Regions from separate parts of the Homo sapiens genome. Here region 1 is linked to region 2. A link is a contact called in ENCODE Hi-C or POLR2A ChIA-PET data. All regions are on one chromosome and are shown on one strand. The core of a region is the stretch at or near the end of the contact, and the rest is flanking DNA. Distances in the headings are between cores, read along the strand shown.

Region 1 (7,459 bases), core at 233-2,732, 300 kb before region 2:
AGGAGAGAAACCTTTGCAATGTGAATAGACTTTTCTAAAAGCACACTTGGCTTCATCCCTCAAACTTACTTGATTCTGATGCTTTTTCTCACTCCATAAACTCTTTTACAAAGTTGAATTTACCTGTGTCGTTAAGATAGGTAATTTCCACTGTTAGATCCTTCTTAGAGGTCACTTCCCCTTACCTACTGCTTAATACGACTTTTTTGAGGGGGTGTGATTAAGGACATCATGGGACTAGACTGAGCTTTTTGAAAGCAGGGGCCATTTCTTAGTCATCTTGGGTATCTGCAGCACTTGTTGTGAGTGAAGGAATGAATGAGGATGGAATGAGTGATGCCTGCTCTGCTTTCACATGGCCATAAAGCAGCCATCCAGGTGCCCATTCCCAGGAGGAGGTGGGGTCCATAGTCTCCACCCCCAAGCCCCCACCCCTTCCTGGACCCTGGTGGGAGCCCAAGTGTAAAGCAGCCCAACCCAGGGAAGGGGTTACAGCTGGACAGCCCCCAAAACACAGGAGGGCAGATTGCTCGAGCACCCCAGTCTGAGAACAGTGGGGGCAACATGCCAGAATGGAGGTGAAGGGAACGGAGGGGCAGGGGCGTGAGCTCACCTCCACCCTGTGGCCAAGGAACAGGGGCACAGGGAAAAAGGGAAGGAAACGTCCTGGGCTTAGCAGGAGAGCGCAGACCTGTGAGAGAAAGCGAGGAAGAGCTTGCAATGTTGGGAGGAGAGGCAGGAAAAAAGTTTCCTTTCCTCAGAGGAAAAGGAAGGAGAGCCCAGTTTTAAAAACAAAACCCTCAGCTGCATCCTCTATTACCAAAGATCCCGGGACGCTGATCCTCAACAGCGGAGAGTGGGCTGGGACACAGAGTGGTTCATCCGCCCCCGAACTGCAGACAGCAAGCTGTGGGAGGAGCAGGTTTATGGGCCTTGAAACCCTCTGAGATGGGAGAGATAATTTCCATAAAATCCAGGATTGCTAGAGAGTCGCAGACTTGCTTCTCTAAATGGCTGAAAATAGAAAGTAGGAAGTGAAATTAATAGAGCTGGGAATGAGAAAGAAACAAGGCCATGTGTGCGTATCTTTAAAGCTAGAAAATAATAACCACATCTTCTGAACATATTACATTCCCGATGCCGAACTAAGCAATTTGCACTTATTTAATCCTCATATAACAATCTAAGAAGACGGATATTACAATCTTGTTTTATTGGTGAGGAAATTCTCTCAGAGAAGTTGTTACCACACCTGTAATCCCAGCACTTTGGGAGGCCGAGACGGGCAGATCACCTGAGGTCGGGAGTTTGAGACTAGCCTGACCAACATGGAGAAACCCCGTCACTACTAAAAATAGAAAAATTAGCCAAGCATGGTGGCACATGCCTGTAATCCCAGCTACTCGGGAGGCTGAGGCAGGAGAATCACTTGAACCCCGGAAGCGGAGGTTGTGGTGAGCCGAGGTCGCGCCCTTGCACTCCAGCCTGGGCAACAAGAGCGAAACTCTGTCTCAAAAAAAAAGAAGTTAAGTTACTTGCCCGAAGCCACATAGCTGAGCCCAGTTCCAGCTGACTCAAAAGGGTACGAATTTAGTCACTATGTCGGTTAATTTCAAACTTTGTTTCTTTGTTTGTTTTTGAGACAGATTTTGCTCCTGTTGCCTAGGCTGGAGTGCAATGGTGCAATCTCGGCTCACTGCACCCTCCGCCTCCCGGGTTCAGGCGATTCTCCTGCCTCAGCCTCCTAAATAACTGGGATTACAGGCATGTGCCACCACACCCAGCTAATTTTTTGTACTTAGTAAAGATGGGGTTTCACCATGTTGGTCAGGCTGGTCCTGAACTCCTGACCTCAGGTAATCCACCCACCTTGGGCCTCCCAAAGTGCTGGGATTACAGGCGTGAGCCGTGCCTGGCCTGCTTTCAAACTTTTTTGACTAGGACCCACAGTAAGAAATATATTTTAGACAGGGCCCAGTGGCTCACGTCTGTAATCCCAGCACTTTGGGAGGCCGAAGCAGGCAGATCACCTGGGGTCAGGAGTTCAAGACCAGCCTGGCCAACATGGCGAAAACCCATCTCTCCTAAAAATACAAAAACTAACTGGGCCTGCTTTCAAACTTTTTTGACTAGGACCCACAGTAAGAAATATATTTTAGACAGGGCCCAGTGGCTCACGTCTGTAATCCCAGCACTTTGGGAGGCCGAAGCAGGCAGATCACCTGGGGTCAGGAGTTCAAGACCAGCCTGGCCAACATGGCGAAAACCCATCTCTCCTAAAAATACAAAAACTAACTGGGCGTGGTGTTGAACGCCTGTAATCCCAGCTATTCAGGAGGCTGAGGCAGGAGAATTGCTTGAACCTGGGAGACAGAGATTGCAGTGAGCCAAGATCGCGCCACTGCACTCCAGTGTGGGTGACAGAGTGAGACTCTGTCTCAAAAAAAAAAAGGAAAGATATTTTAGATTCTAAGCCAGCACACATACATATAATTGATAACTAAAAGGAAAATTTTTATAAAATGCATGTACCCTTACTACTTATTATTTAAAGAAGAACCTTAGTCAATAAAATTTAGCAGAGTTTATTTGAGCAAATAATGATTCATGCTAGGTGTGGTGACTAATGCCTGCAATCCAGCACTTTGGGAGGCTGAGGTGGGAGGATCACTTGAACCCAGCAGTTTGAGACCAGTCTGGGCAATATAGTAAAACCCTGTTTCTAAAAACAAACAAACACGCAAACAAAAAAACGCTCTTCCATCACTTGAGGTCAGGAATTCGAGACCAGGCTGACCAACATCATGAAACCATATCTCTATTAAAAATACAAAAAAATTATTCAGGCATGGTGGTGCACACCCGTAGTCCCAGTTACTCGGGAGGCTGAGGTGGGAGAATCACTGGAACCTGGGAGGCAGAGGTTGCAGTGAGCTGAGATCGTGCCATTGCACTCCAGCCTGGGCAACAGAGTAAGACTTTGTCTCAAAAAAAAAAAAAAAAAAGAGAGAGAGAGAATCCATGAAAGAGTGGTTTGTAAAAAAAGCACTCACAAGTGTAAGTTGTAATTTATATCTTATGTATAATTTTTTTATGGGGGACAGAGTCCTGTTCTGTTGCCCAGGCTAGAGTGCAGTGGCGAGATCTCGGCTCACTGCAACTTCCACCTCCCAGGTTCAAGTGATTCTCCTGCCTCAGCCTCCCAAGTAGCTGGCATTACAGATGCGTGCCACCACACCTTGCTAATTTTTATATTTTTAGTAGAGACGGGGTTTCACCATGTTGGCCAGGCTGGTCTTGAACGCCTGAACTCAAGTGATCCACCCGCCTTAGCCTCCCAAAGTGCTGGGATTACAGGTGTGAGCCATATCGCCTGGCCTATATCACATATATATAATTGCCTCTGTCCCCTCCACTAGAATGTGAACCCTTCAAGAGTGGAGAATTCTTTCATTCGCTACCTTGTATTTCCAGCACTTAGCCTAGGGCCAGCCATTTAGATGCTCCTCAATACATTTTGGAGGAATGCTATCATTAATTAATCAATATCTGCCTGAAAGAGGACTCTGGGGGCATGGGCCAGGGCTTCAGCCTTAGTCGTCTTATGTTCAGCATTTTTCTCAGCTACTTGGACATGGAAATGGATGACATATTTATCAAAGTTTCAGGTGGCGAAAAACTGGGGCAGCCAAAGTACTGGATGACAGAATCAGGGTCCAAAAATAACTTAGCAGCCTGGAATGGTGGGCTGAACGAAGATAAAGAATAATAGAGATCTGTATTTTGCCTTTCTGTCTAAAACTTAGCTTCATAAGCACACGATGAGGGGGTAGATGATTTAACAGCAATACATGTGAGGGACTTGTGGTTTTTATTGCAAGCTAATGAATGAAGCAGCAGTATGATAAGGTCACCACCTCTGCAGACTTAGACTGCAAATACAGACTCAGTGAACAAAAGAGGGAGACCAGAGTCCCTCTACTTTATGCGGGTCAAATGACACTGGAAAAACTGGCTTTGTCTGAATGACAATTATTAAGGAAGACATCGACAAATTGCAAACCTTTTTAGAGAACAATATGTTGAACTTGTCTGCAGCACAATTAAGAATTCCTGTTAAGTATAAGACACCATAAAGGTATTGGATGAATAACAAACTAGGAAAAGATATAACGTGTAAAACTAACACATAATTAATATCTAGAGTATTTAAGGAATGTCCGCAAATCAACAAGAGAAAGCCAGGAGCCTGTAAGAGTAAAGGTCACAGGGAATGAGTAGTCATTTCACAGAAGAGGAAGCTTGAACTGTTACCAATATAAGAAAAGACACTAGGATTCACCACTAATCAGATAAATTAAATGAAAACAACAGGACTTCCTTTTTCTGGTAATAGGAGTATAACTCTCTCAAGCAACCCTCCAGCTGAAAACAACTAAATAGTTGAATAAAATACTGAAAACAGGCTAGGCATGGTGGCTCATGCCTATATTCCCAGCACTTTGGGAGGCCAAGGCGGGTGGATCACCTGAGGTCAGGAGTTCGAGACCAGCCTGGACAACATGGTGAAGCCTTATCTCTACTAAAAATTCAAAAAATCAGCCAGGCGTGGTGGCGGGCACCTGTAATCTCAGCTACTCGGGAGGCTGAGACAAGAGAATTGCTTGAACCCGGGAGGCAGAGGTTGCAGTGAGCCAAGATCACACCACTGCACTCCAGCATGGGCAACAGAGTGAGACTCTGTCTCAAAAAAAAAAAAAAAAAAAATACTGAAAACATCTTCTGTAAAGAATTGACAAGGTGGGACAGCATCACTCTGTAGGCAAAGGAGAGAGGAGTCCAGAAGCTGTTCTTTCTCCAGGAACCTTCACCCATTAGGGGAGGGTGGAGGGTTGAGCTTCTGCTGATGATGTATTTTTCCCTGCCTCCCTCCCTCTTTCTTTCTTCCTCTCTCTTTCTTCTTTTCTTTTCTTTTTGTAGAGAAGCCTCACTATGTTGCCCAGGCTGGTCTTGATCTCCTGGCCTCAAGCAATCCTCCTGCTTTGGCCTCCCAAAGTGCTGAGAACCACTGCATCCAGCCCAATGGCCTCTTTCAATGAAAGGATCTGTATCACAGCCCAGCGCTATCCTAGGTGGGAAACCTATCAGGACATCCCCTTTTCCCCAGTGAACTAAAAGTGGACCAACCTGCCAGAATTACAGCCTGGCTCTATTTGCCTGGATAATCCAGGGAACCCCCAAGCCTTGACTTTGGGTAGCCCAAGACTGACAGTGCTCCCAAGCTCCTAGCAGATGCAAACACAAATTCTCTGCAGAGGAAATCACCTTCATCTTGGCCCTTAAATTATTCCCACAAATAATTTTTCAAATATAATGACTAGCATACAGTCAAAGATAACTAGGGACACAAGGAAATTAAGCTTCAGGTCACTGCCCTAGAAGTCCAATTTCTGCAGCTGTGGGACTCCAAATCTAACACCTGGGGGCAGGGATATCATAGAGTCTCTGGCCACCAACAGCTATGTGCCCCAGGACCCAGAGACTGCATGAGTGAGAGAGAGTGTGGGTACATGTGTGTGCCACAATGCTGGAAAGTTCTGCCTGGCAGAGCTGGTATGGTTTTGTGGCATAATATAACTTTTGCAGAGATCCAGAGCTTATGCCTATAATGCCAGCACTTTGGGAGGCTGAGGTGGATCACTTGAAGCCAGGAGTTCAAGACCAGCCTGGGAAACATAGTGACCCTGTCTCTACAAAAAACATTAAAAAAAATTAGCCAGGTGTGGTGGTATGTGCCAGCTACTTGGAGGGCTGAGGTAAGAGGATTGCTTGACTCCAGGGAGGTCAAGGCAGCAGTAAGACATGATTGCACCACTGTAGTCCAGCCTGGGAGACAGAATGAGACCCTATCTCCAAAAAAAAAAAAAACCACCACGTTGTAATTTGTGTAAAGGTGCGAAGGTGCTCTAAGGCCTAGTGGCAGCCCCATGTACATACATTAAATATTACAACTATCTGGCTGGACACAGTGGTTCACACCTGTAATCCCAGTGTGTCCAGAATTGGTGGGTTTTTGGTATCACTGACTTCAAGAATGAAGCCATGGACCCTTGCAATGAGTGTTACAGTTCTTAAAGATGGGGTGTTTGGAGTTTGTTCCTTCTGATGTTCGGACATGTTCGGAGTTTCCTCTGGTGGATTTGTGGTCTCACTGGCTTCAAAACTGAAGCTGCAGACCTTCTCAGTGAGTGTTACAGGTCTTAAGGCAGTGCATCCGAAGTTGTTCATTTCTCATGGTGGGTTCATTGGTTCATGATGTCACTGGCCTTAGGAGTGAAGCTGCAAACATTCATGTTGAGTATTACAGCTCATAAAAGCAGTGCAGACCCAAAGAGTGAGCAGCAGCAAGATTTATTGCAAAACACAAAAGAACAAAGCTTCCCCATTATTAAAGAGGACCCAAGCAGATTGCCACTGCTGGCTCAGGCAGCCTGCTTTTATTTTCTTATCTGACCCCACCCACATCCTGCTGATTGGTCCATTTTACAGAGAGCTGATTGGTCTGTTTTACAGAGAGCTGATTGGTGCATTTACAATCCCTGAGCTAGACACAAAAGTTCTCCAAGTCCCCACTAGATTAGCTAGACACAGAGCACTGATTGGTGCATTTACAAACCTTCAGCTAGACACAGGGTGCTGATTGGTGTATTTACAAACCTTGAGCTAGACACAGAGTGCTGATTGGTGTATTTACAATTCCTTAGCTAGACATACAGGTTCTCCAAGTCCCCACCAGCTTAGCCAGATAGAGAGTGCTGAGTGGTGCATTTACAAACCTTGAGCTAGACACAGAGTGCTGATTGGTGCATTTACAAACCTTGACCTAGACACAGAGTGTTGATTGGTGTATCTACAATCCCTTAGCTAGACATAAAGGTTCTCCAAGTCCCTACTAGACTCAGGAGCCCAGCTGGCTTCACCTAATGGATCCTGCAGGGGGCCACAGGCGGAACTGCCTGCCAGTCCCGGCCGTGCACCCACACTCCTCAGCTCTTGGGTGGGCGATGGGACCAGGTGCCACGGAGGAGGGGACAGTGTTCGTTGGGGAGGCTTGGGCATGGCAGGTTGCAGGTCCCAAACCCTGCCCCTCAGGGAGGCAGCTGAGGCCGGGCTAGAATTCGAGTGCCGTGCTGGCGGGCCAGCACTGCTGGGGGACCCAGCGCACCCTCTGCAGCTGCTGGCCTGGGTGCTAAGCTCCTCACTGCCCCAGGGCCAGTGGCGCTGGCCGGCCACTCCGAGTGTGGGGCCACACCCACCTGGAACTCGCGCTGGCCCGTGATCGTCTCCCACGCCTCTCCCTCCACATCTTCCTGCAAGCAGAGGGAGCCGGCTCCGACCTCGGCCAGCCCAGAGAGGGGCTCCCACAGTGCGGCGGCGGGCTGAAGGGCTCTTCAAGCAC
Region 2 (7,612 bases), core at 4,633-7,132:
ACTTTCTTCCCAGGCTCAAGTGATCCTATTACCTCAGCCTCCCAAGAAGGTAGGACTACAGGCATGTGCCACCATGCCCAGCTAAATGTTTAATTTGTTGTAGAGATGAGATTTCCCTATGTTATTCAAGGTGGTCTCAAACTCCTGGGCTCAAGTGATCCTCCCATCCTCACCTCCCAAAGTGCTGGGATTACAGATGTGAGTCACTGTGCCCAGCCCTATATTTTTCTTAAGAAGAGCAGGGCCAGTTGTTTACTAAGAAACTGCAATTTACACCCATGATTTCCAGCCCTAATGATCAGTCTGTGGTCAGCTCCTAGGATGCTGAGGCTTAGAAGCTAGCAGGCAACAAGGACTGACCCACGGACCCATCCCATCAGTTCTGCTTCTCTCCTGACCCTCACACCTGTGCATGGCCTGCATGCGTAGCCCCTCCTCAATGCTGGAGCTCAATGCCTGCTGGTTGTGCAGGCGGCTCAGGCGGATAAGCACTCGGTCTTGATGGGCCTCGTATTCCTCCCGGCTAGGATAGATCTTAGAGATCAGGGCATCAAAGTTGGGGTCTGGCCGTAGGGATCGCTTGGACACCAGCTTCTTTCGGCAGGTAGGACACTCCTTGTTCCTGGGGTAGGAGAAGGGAAGCCCTGAGTGGTCAGTCAAGGGAACTGAAGCCTAGGCTGAACCAAGACCAGTGAGAGGGCCCTAACTTTGTACCCCTTCATCTCATCTCAAACATGTCTCTCCTATTACCCGCTCCGTAGGGCTGTGACAATGCAGTCAGAGCAGAATCTGTGGAGGCACTCCTTGGTGGTCATCGTATTCTTCAGCATGTCCAGGCAGATAGGGCACATGAGTTCTGAATGCAGTGACCGAGGGGAAACAGCAATCTCTGTGCCATCCATTATGGCTTCCTGAAGGCATCAGTGAGTAGAAAGGTGGTGTGGGTTAGAGGGAAAGGGGTTTTAGAAACAGCAGCCCATAAAATAAGAATTTTGAGAAATACAGTGAGAAGACCCATGTTGGTCTCTATAGGAGACAAGAATTCTGAGAAAGAGAAGGACTGATGACTTGGAGCAAATGGAGAAAAGACAGACTTTAGTGTCCATTAACTAAGAGTAGGAGCTTTGGAATAGGAGGATCTGAGGTGGCTAAGTGGCCTAGGAGTGAAGATGGCACAAATCTGTGGTTGGGAAAAACTATTCAACAAAATTTTTTAAAGTCCTGGTGCTACCTGTATTAGAACCCCATAGGGTGCCTGTTAAAAATTCAGATTCTGAGAACCCAATTCACTACTGAATCAGAATGTTGGGGGGCATGAAGCTCTGCTTTTAATAAACTCCCAAAGTGAGTCTTATGTGCACTGACTTATGACACTGAATGAGGAACAGGGAAGGTAATTTTTGTGTTTGTGATCTTTCAAATGAAGATAATAATACTTGTTCCACCTCTCTGGCAGGGCTGTTTTGAGGATTAAATGAGCTAAATGCGAAAGTGCTTTGGAAAGATTAAGGTGATTCAAAGGTAGGGCCAGGCAAGGCAGAATAGAGCAAATTACGGAAAAGAAGCTGTGTGATGCGGTCTGTGGATATAAGGGTTTGGGGGAGGGGGTAAGCCTGAAAGGGAGAATGCCTGTCACCTGCGGGGTCCGGTGCAGCTCATACAGACTCAGTTCCCACGTTTTGCTGGCATTCTGGGCATTCGCCGGCGTCGTCATGGTGACCGGGCGCAGACCCCCCACCAGGGCTCCACAGCCGAGGAGAAGGCGAAGAAGGCTGGGGGTGGGGGGAAGGGGAGGAGGGCGTCAGGGGGGCCGCCCCTCGCGTAGACCCCGCCCCTCCAGAAGCGCCCCTCTCCGCCCCCGCTCCCGCCCCCGCGCCGGCACTGCCCCTCACCCAGCTCCAGCCGTTCGCGCTCCCGCCGCCGCCGCGCCTCTCCCTAGGCCCGGGCTCCTGGGCCAAGTTCGCTCGGTCCGCAACCGCTGCTCAGACAGCAGCTCCCGCCACCGCCGCCGCCATGGCCCGGGCGCTGGGGCCCTACGTCACTTCCGCCTGCTCCTCCGCTACACCCGCTCCCCCCGCCGGCGGAGACGTCACCCACCATTCGCGGCGCGGGTGGGACGGGACGTGGACGCCGCGGTTCTCCCGCCCACGGGACGGGCTCGTCCCGCGTGAGGATCCTGCGTCCCGGGAGTTCTGCGCCACTTAGGGAACCACGGTCTCCGCCCCCGGCCCAGCACCGTCGCGCGGCCAACAACCTTAGCCTCGGTTCCCTTCCAGAGGCCCCCACGCGGGGCCTCAGCTCCGGGGGGCCGGGGCCTGGAATATCTGGGACCCCAGGAGGGGACAGAGGGCTCGTGAAAAGGGCTACCTCCCCCACTCTGCGTACCCTGGCGACTCTGGGGATCAACCCCCCTCACTTCTCCGTAACCCCCATTCCAGGATCCCGGGGGAAAAGGCTGCAAAAGATCTGCCGCTTTAGCCTTCTAGTCCTGAGAACACACCTAGGTCCCGATGTGCCCGGGATTCCCCTTACCACCCTGGGGACTCCCTCCACCCTCTGCTTTGGCTCTCCCTAGACCCTCCGACCCGCTCTCCCGCTCGAGGTTTGGGGGCGGCGGCTCGGGACGTCCAGACTCAACTCTCGGCCGGAGCCATAGACTCGAGAATTGCGTTTGGACAATCAGGAGCCGCGGCCCGGGGCGGGGAAGGGAGGGAGGCGCACGGGAGGAAAGGGGGAATGGAGACACCACGCGGAAACAGGGACATACACAAGATGGAGCTCCCATTGGGAAGGGGGGGTGCGCGTGTGGGTGGGGTACACAGGGGCAGAATGTCTGGAGTGGGAAGTGGGCAGAAGCCTCTTCGAGGACTCTAGAGTAAACGAAGGGGATGGGGAGGAAAGAGAAGAGGAAGGGGCAGAGCGATCCCCATTGAGTGTAGGGAATGAGAGGGATACAGGGCGAGGGGGTGGGGGGCAGTTAGAGACCCTGATGGGCATCTTGTCCCCGCCCGAGCTGAGGCTCCCGGACTTGGGCTGCGGCTGCCAGGGGGTGGCCTGTCCCTGGGACAAGGCAGCAGTGGGTGCCCTCGCCCCCCACCCCAGTTCCCCCCTACTTCCCTGTCCTCTCCTTCAGTCCGTGGCCAGTCCTTATGTGGGCGCCAGAGTCGATTAGCGCAGACCCCCCTCCCCTTCCTCCTCCTCTTCCCAGCCCCCTCCCTCCTGCTCTCTCCAGCCCCTTTCATCGGCTGGTTCATTCCCCTAATCCTGGCCCCCTCCCCTAATCCCCCCCATCCGACCCCAGGCCGGCTGCAGCTATTGTAAGGTGGAGAGAAAGGGGAGGGGGGGACTCAGAGAAAGGAGAGGGGTGGGGGAGGGCCACCTGTTCCAAGACCCCCTTTCAAGGCCAGACTGGACACCAAGATGGGGCCATGAACAAATCACCCTTGGGGACCATAAGAACCCAGGGAGTTGGGGGGAGGGGACTGGTGCTGCAGAACCAGTGGAAAGGGGTGACGCACGAACCCCTCCCTTCAAAAAGACCCGGAGTGTCACGCATACACAGTGACACATACTCTTTCCTCTCACACCCGGCGGCGGGGGTTGCCCTGGGAGACCAGGCAGAGAAAGGGAACAATCCTTCGGGAAAGGGAAAGGAGGGGGAGGTGGGGAAGGGTCTGAGGGCTTGGACACAAGAAGAGCCGGAGGTGGCAGGGAAGAGGACTTGGAATTTATTAGGGTCACAAGCACCCCTGCTTCCCATATTCAGCATTCCTGAACCATACACTGCCACCCCTTTTGTATCCTGGGAACTTAGAGTCCTCATCAGCAGGAGGCCAGGCAGAGTGGTGGGGGGGTGAGCAGAGTCCAGGGTCCTTGAGGCAGTTACATGAAAAGACCTCCTGGGAGGGGCAGAAACATTTGGACAGATGCATGGGTGGAGACACAAATGGGCTAGGGGGTACCCACTTCTGTCCCTGGCCTTGGGAACCTCTGCCCTTCCCAGTGGCTCCAGACTCCCCTTACTTGCTTTCTCATATAGTCTGGGTTCTACTTCTCTGCCCTCTCCCTCCCCATGCTGGCCTCATACCAGTGACTTCCACTGAGGTCCCTGTGATGTATCCACTATCTTCAGATGCCAAGAATGCGACCACATCTGCCACATCTATGAGAATGGTGGGGAGAGGGCAGAATTCTGCTCACTCCCATAGACCCAAAACAGCCATAATCTCCCACCAAAGACATCCCTCCCCACAAACCTCTCCACAGACACCAACCACCAGTCCCCTAGAAAATCCCCAAACTTTGGGGATCTCTTCATTCAGGCCCCCTTCCCAGGGACCCCACTACATTCAGTGCTCACCCTCAGGGTCCCCCAAGTGTCCCATCGGGATCATTTCAGTAATCTGTAAGGAAATACTCATGTGGGTGAAAGCTTCTTTTATGGATTTTTTTGAAGACTGAGTCTGTGACCCTTTTTTGTCTTCATTTCTCATACATTCATTGAATATTTAATGTTTGCCAGGAACTGTGCCCAGTATTCTCTCTCTCTCTCTCTCTCTCTCTCTGTGAAGCCCAGAGAGATTGAGTCTCTGAATGATTCTGCCCTCCACCCACAGCCTCCTACCTTGTCCACCACTTTCTGTGGCACTTTCTGTGTCATGGGTGTTGCAATGAACCCTGGGAGGACAGAGTTACAGCGGATCCCATGTCTGTGGGAAGGAGAGTGGCTGCCGATTCTGGAGAGGGCTGAATGCTGGTACCTCCCTCAGACCCCCCAGGTGCTCCCCAGCACCCTCAAGCATCTGACCAACCGTCCAAGCTCCCGGGCTGCGGTCTGGGTCAGCCCAATCACTCCAGCCTTGGATGCTGCATAGTTTGTCTGCCCCACGTTCCCCACCTATAGGTGAGTCAGAGATGTGGAATGAGTCAGGAGTCTCAAGGAGGGGTTCTCCTCTCTATACCACTTGGCTGGCTGACCTCGTCCAACTCAACCTGACCTTTCCTACGATGCTACTGATGTTGATGATGGAACCACGACAACCATTGGACACCAGGGCTTGTGCTGCAGCCTGAGTGACTAGGAAGGTGCCCTGGCGGGAAAGGGTAACAAGGGAGAAAAGATCAGCTGGGGTGACAGCCCTCCTCCAACTCCCTCCCCAGGCTAAGGGGGCCAAACGTCGCAGGTTCAGAGATCGCCACCTTGAGGTTGACAGCTATGACTTTGTCCCAGTCATCCTCAGACATGTGCAGCAGAAACTCATCCTGGGTGATGCCCGCACAGGACACAACGACAGATGGTGGGCGAGAAAAGCAGGCCTATGGGAGGGGGAGGTTACGCATCAAAAACCCCCCACAAAAAGCCGGGGCAGTGGAGGCAATATCAGAGCTTTAGAGGGGGAAAGTGGCCTAGCGTTCACCTGCACTTGTTCCAGCAGGCACCTGGCGGCCCTGGCCTCAGACACGTCAGCCTGGAAGGCAGCATGGTTCCCTCGGGGCGGCCCCTCCTTGCTCCCTGGCCCGCCCAGCAGCCGCACCGTCTCCTGTGCCGCTGCCCGGTCCAGGTCGCAGGCAGCTACGGTGGCCCCCTCTCCGGCCAGGCGTACACTGACCGCTCGGCCGATGCCGCTCCCCGCACCTGAGGTAGGACAGAACACGCCGGACCGGGCACGGGGAGGAGAGGGCAGGGATCAGAGGTCACAGGGCAGAAAGTAAAATGTGGGTAAGGGGCCAGAGGTCACAGCGGCCGCGCACTCCAAGGGCACGCCCCTGACCTCACTCCAATACCCCAAACCGCCCGGGGAAAGAACCCCCTCAACCTGTGACCAAGGCCAGTGCGGAGCGGAGTCGGTTCTGGAGCTGAGACGCCATGGCGGGCTGTGGGTGGGTGGGAATCCCAGCACTAAGCCAATCCCAGCGCAGAGGGGCGTGGCAAGGGCAAAGCCGGGGCCAATCAAAGGCCCGCCAGCCTTAGGCCATCTGCGGCCACCAGCGCAGGCCGACCTCCCACCGAGGGGGCGTGGCCCGACACTGCTGCTTAGGGGCCCCGGGTGTGGAGAAGACAAGGGGCCCCATTCCCCCCAAAAAGACAAAGACTGCATGTGGGGCGGAAGATCGGAGGTCTTTATTTCCGGTTACCACCCCTCCCCCTCGATTCAAACACAGTGATATAAAAGGAATAGAAACAAAAAAAATCAGGCCATGAGAATACCAACTAACCCTCTCCCACCCCATCCCCCCAATCACTCCCAAATCAGGACACACGATTGATGTTTGATGTTTATCCCCGACTCCTCCTGTTACCCTCTCTGTCCAGGACTCTGGTCTTCCCTGAAGCCTCCACCAACTGGTGGGAGAAAGGAAACTGGACCTTGGAGAACTTCCTGTGTAGCAACTTGGTTCTCCGAGAACAGGTGGGGTAGGGGACACCAGGTAGGCTGCCATCACCCCCTGTCCCTTCCAGCCTTCTTCATGGCCCCATTTAGCCTTCCAAATGCAACATGGTCAGACAGTGCCCAACACTATGGTCCCTCTGGCCTCTCATTCTCACCGCTCCAGCCTCTGTAAGACTGCCAGCCCTTGAAGGCCCTAATGCCAAAGTAACCATTCTCCCAGGCTACAGTTCCTTCCTTTGGCAGATGTCCCTGGCCAGGGCCCCCAACCTCTACGCACCCCTGACCTGGAGTTAGGGGTAGAGGTTTGGGGCAGGGGTAGTTTATCCACCCCTCACTCAAGGTGGGCAATCAGCACCATCATGATAACTCCCCCCAGCAGCCCCAGCACCTCCAGAAGTGATTGCAATGGTGATGCCTCCCTCAGCAGCTCGGGCAACACAGACACTGTTGCTACGTAGATAAAGCCACCTGCAGTAAATGGCAGGACCCAGCCAGGACCTGCACCACCTGCAATTTCACTGCCCACTGCTCCTCCTTCAGTGAGAAGGGCACAGGCTGTGCCTGCCAGTGCCCCTACTGCTGTCAGTAGTTGCAGACGCATCGCCTGATGGGCAGAAAAGAGAAAAAGGCACTCACCAATAGCTAAAGATTATCAGTGGTTTAGAAGTGGCTGGTGGGGTATAGGTATAGGGGACATGGATTTGGAAACTAAACATCAAAATAAAAAGAGAAGAGGGAGCAGTCTAGAATAGACAATTTCTGAAAAATCTTAAGAGATCAGAGGTCCTTTCCACAGACTTTCTGATTGAGTAGGCGTGTGTGTGTAAGACTCCACTAAACCATTCAGATGGTTTATAGACCAGTTTAAGAAATACTGAGCTAAAGGACAAAGTAACCAGAACTTCTTCCCCCTCATTTCTAGAGGACTTGTCAATGACAGTATGAATTGTTTGGAACTAATAAGAGGCTGTTTGGGTTTAGGGTGAGTGAGGAGAGATAAAGGGTTTGAGGCAGCTGTGTTTGGCAGACATCACCAACCTGCTTTTTGCTGCAGCCAGACTGGACCAAGATGGCAAAGTCTCCGACCTCGTGGGGCACTTCATGTAGCAGGACAGTCATTGTGGTCAGGATCCCTAGTCCCCGGCCCCCTCGAAAGGAAGCCCCAATGGCCAGACCATCAGTGAAGTTGTGTGCCAAGTCAGCAGCCAGATTCAGGTACC

The links. A loop is a pair of places that touch in the nucleus more often than their neighbours do. ChIA-PET counts read pairs that join two places held with the same protein, here RNA polymerase II (POLR2A). Pooled maps may share reads with other maps.
Region 1: a loop to region 2 is called in a pooled map, with 2.7 times the contacts of the local background. The contact joins the enhancer-like site here to the promoter of HSD17B8 in region 2. A Hi-C loop is called at or near these places in 2 of 50 pooled maps. POLR2A ChIA-PET finds 5 or more read pairs at or near these places in 2 of 52 experiments (HepG2 and activated T-cell).

What each region holds. Positions count from the first base shown.
Region 1 is chr6:33,502,619-33,510,077 of GRCh38, reverse strand. No RefSeq gene overlaps it. Among named protein-coding and RNA genes, the nearest start is that of ZBTB9, 52 kb to the right of the region's middle. Within about 2 kb of position 1,482, at least 4 of the 41 ENCODE cell types and tissues checked have a DNase peak (open chromatin) inside an H3K27ac peak, as active enhancers do.
Region 2 is chr6:33,202,925-33,210,536 of GRCh38, reverse strand. It overlaps HSD17B8 (hydroxysteroid 17-beta dehydrogenase 8), which reads right to left and starts at 5,882. Exons shown (of 9, transcript NM_014234.5): 1 at 5,817-5,882; 2 at 5,418-5,635; 3 at 5,200-5,316; 4 at 4,998-5,090; 5 at 4,812-4,897; 6 at 4,625-4,709; 7 at 4,361-4,403; 8 at 4,088-4,162; 9 at 3,706-3,899. The coding sequence starts at 5,868. The coding sequence ends at 3,883. SLC39A7 (solute carrier family 39 member 7) reads right to left here. Exons shown (of 7, transcript NM_006979.3): 6 at 7,431-7,612; 7 at 6,100-6,996. The coding sequence ends at 6,724. RING1 (ring finger protein 1) reads right to left here and starts at 2,037. Exons shown (of 7, transcript NM_002931.4): 1 at 1,893-2,037; 2 at 1,637-1,772; 3 at 751-911; 4 at 407-622. The coding sequence starts at 1,714. MIR219A1 (microRNA 219a-1) reads right to left here and starts at 2,702; the gene lies at 2,593-2,702. RefSeq lists enhancers at 4,289-5,169, 5,170-6,052.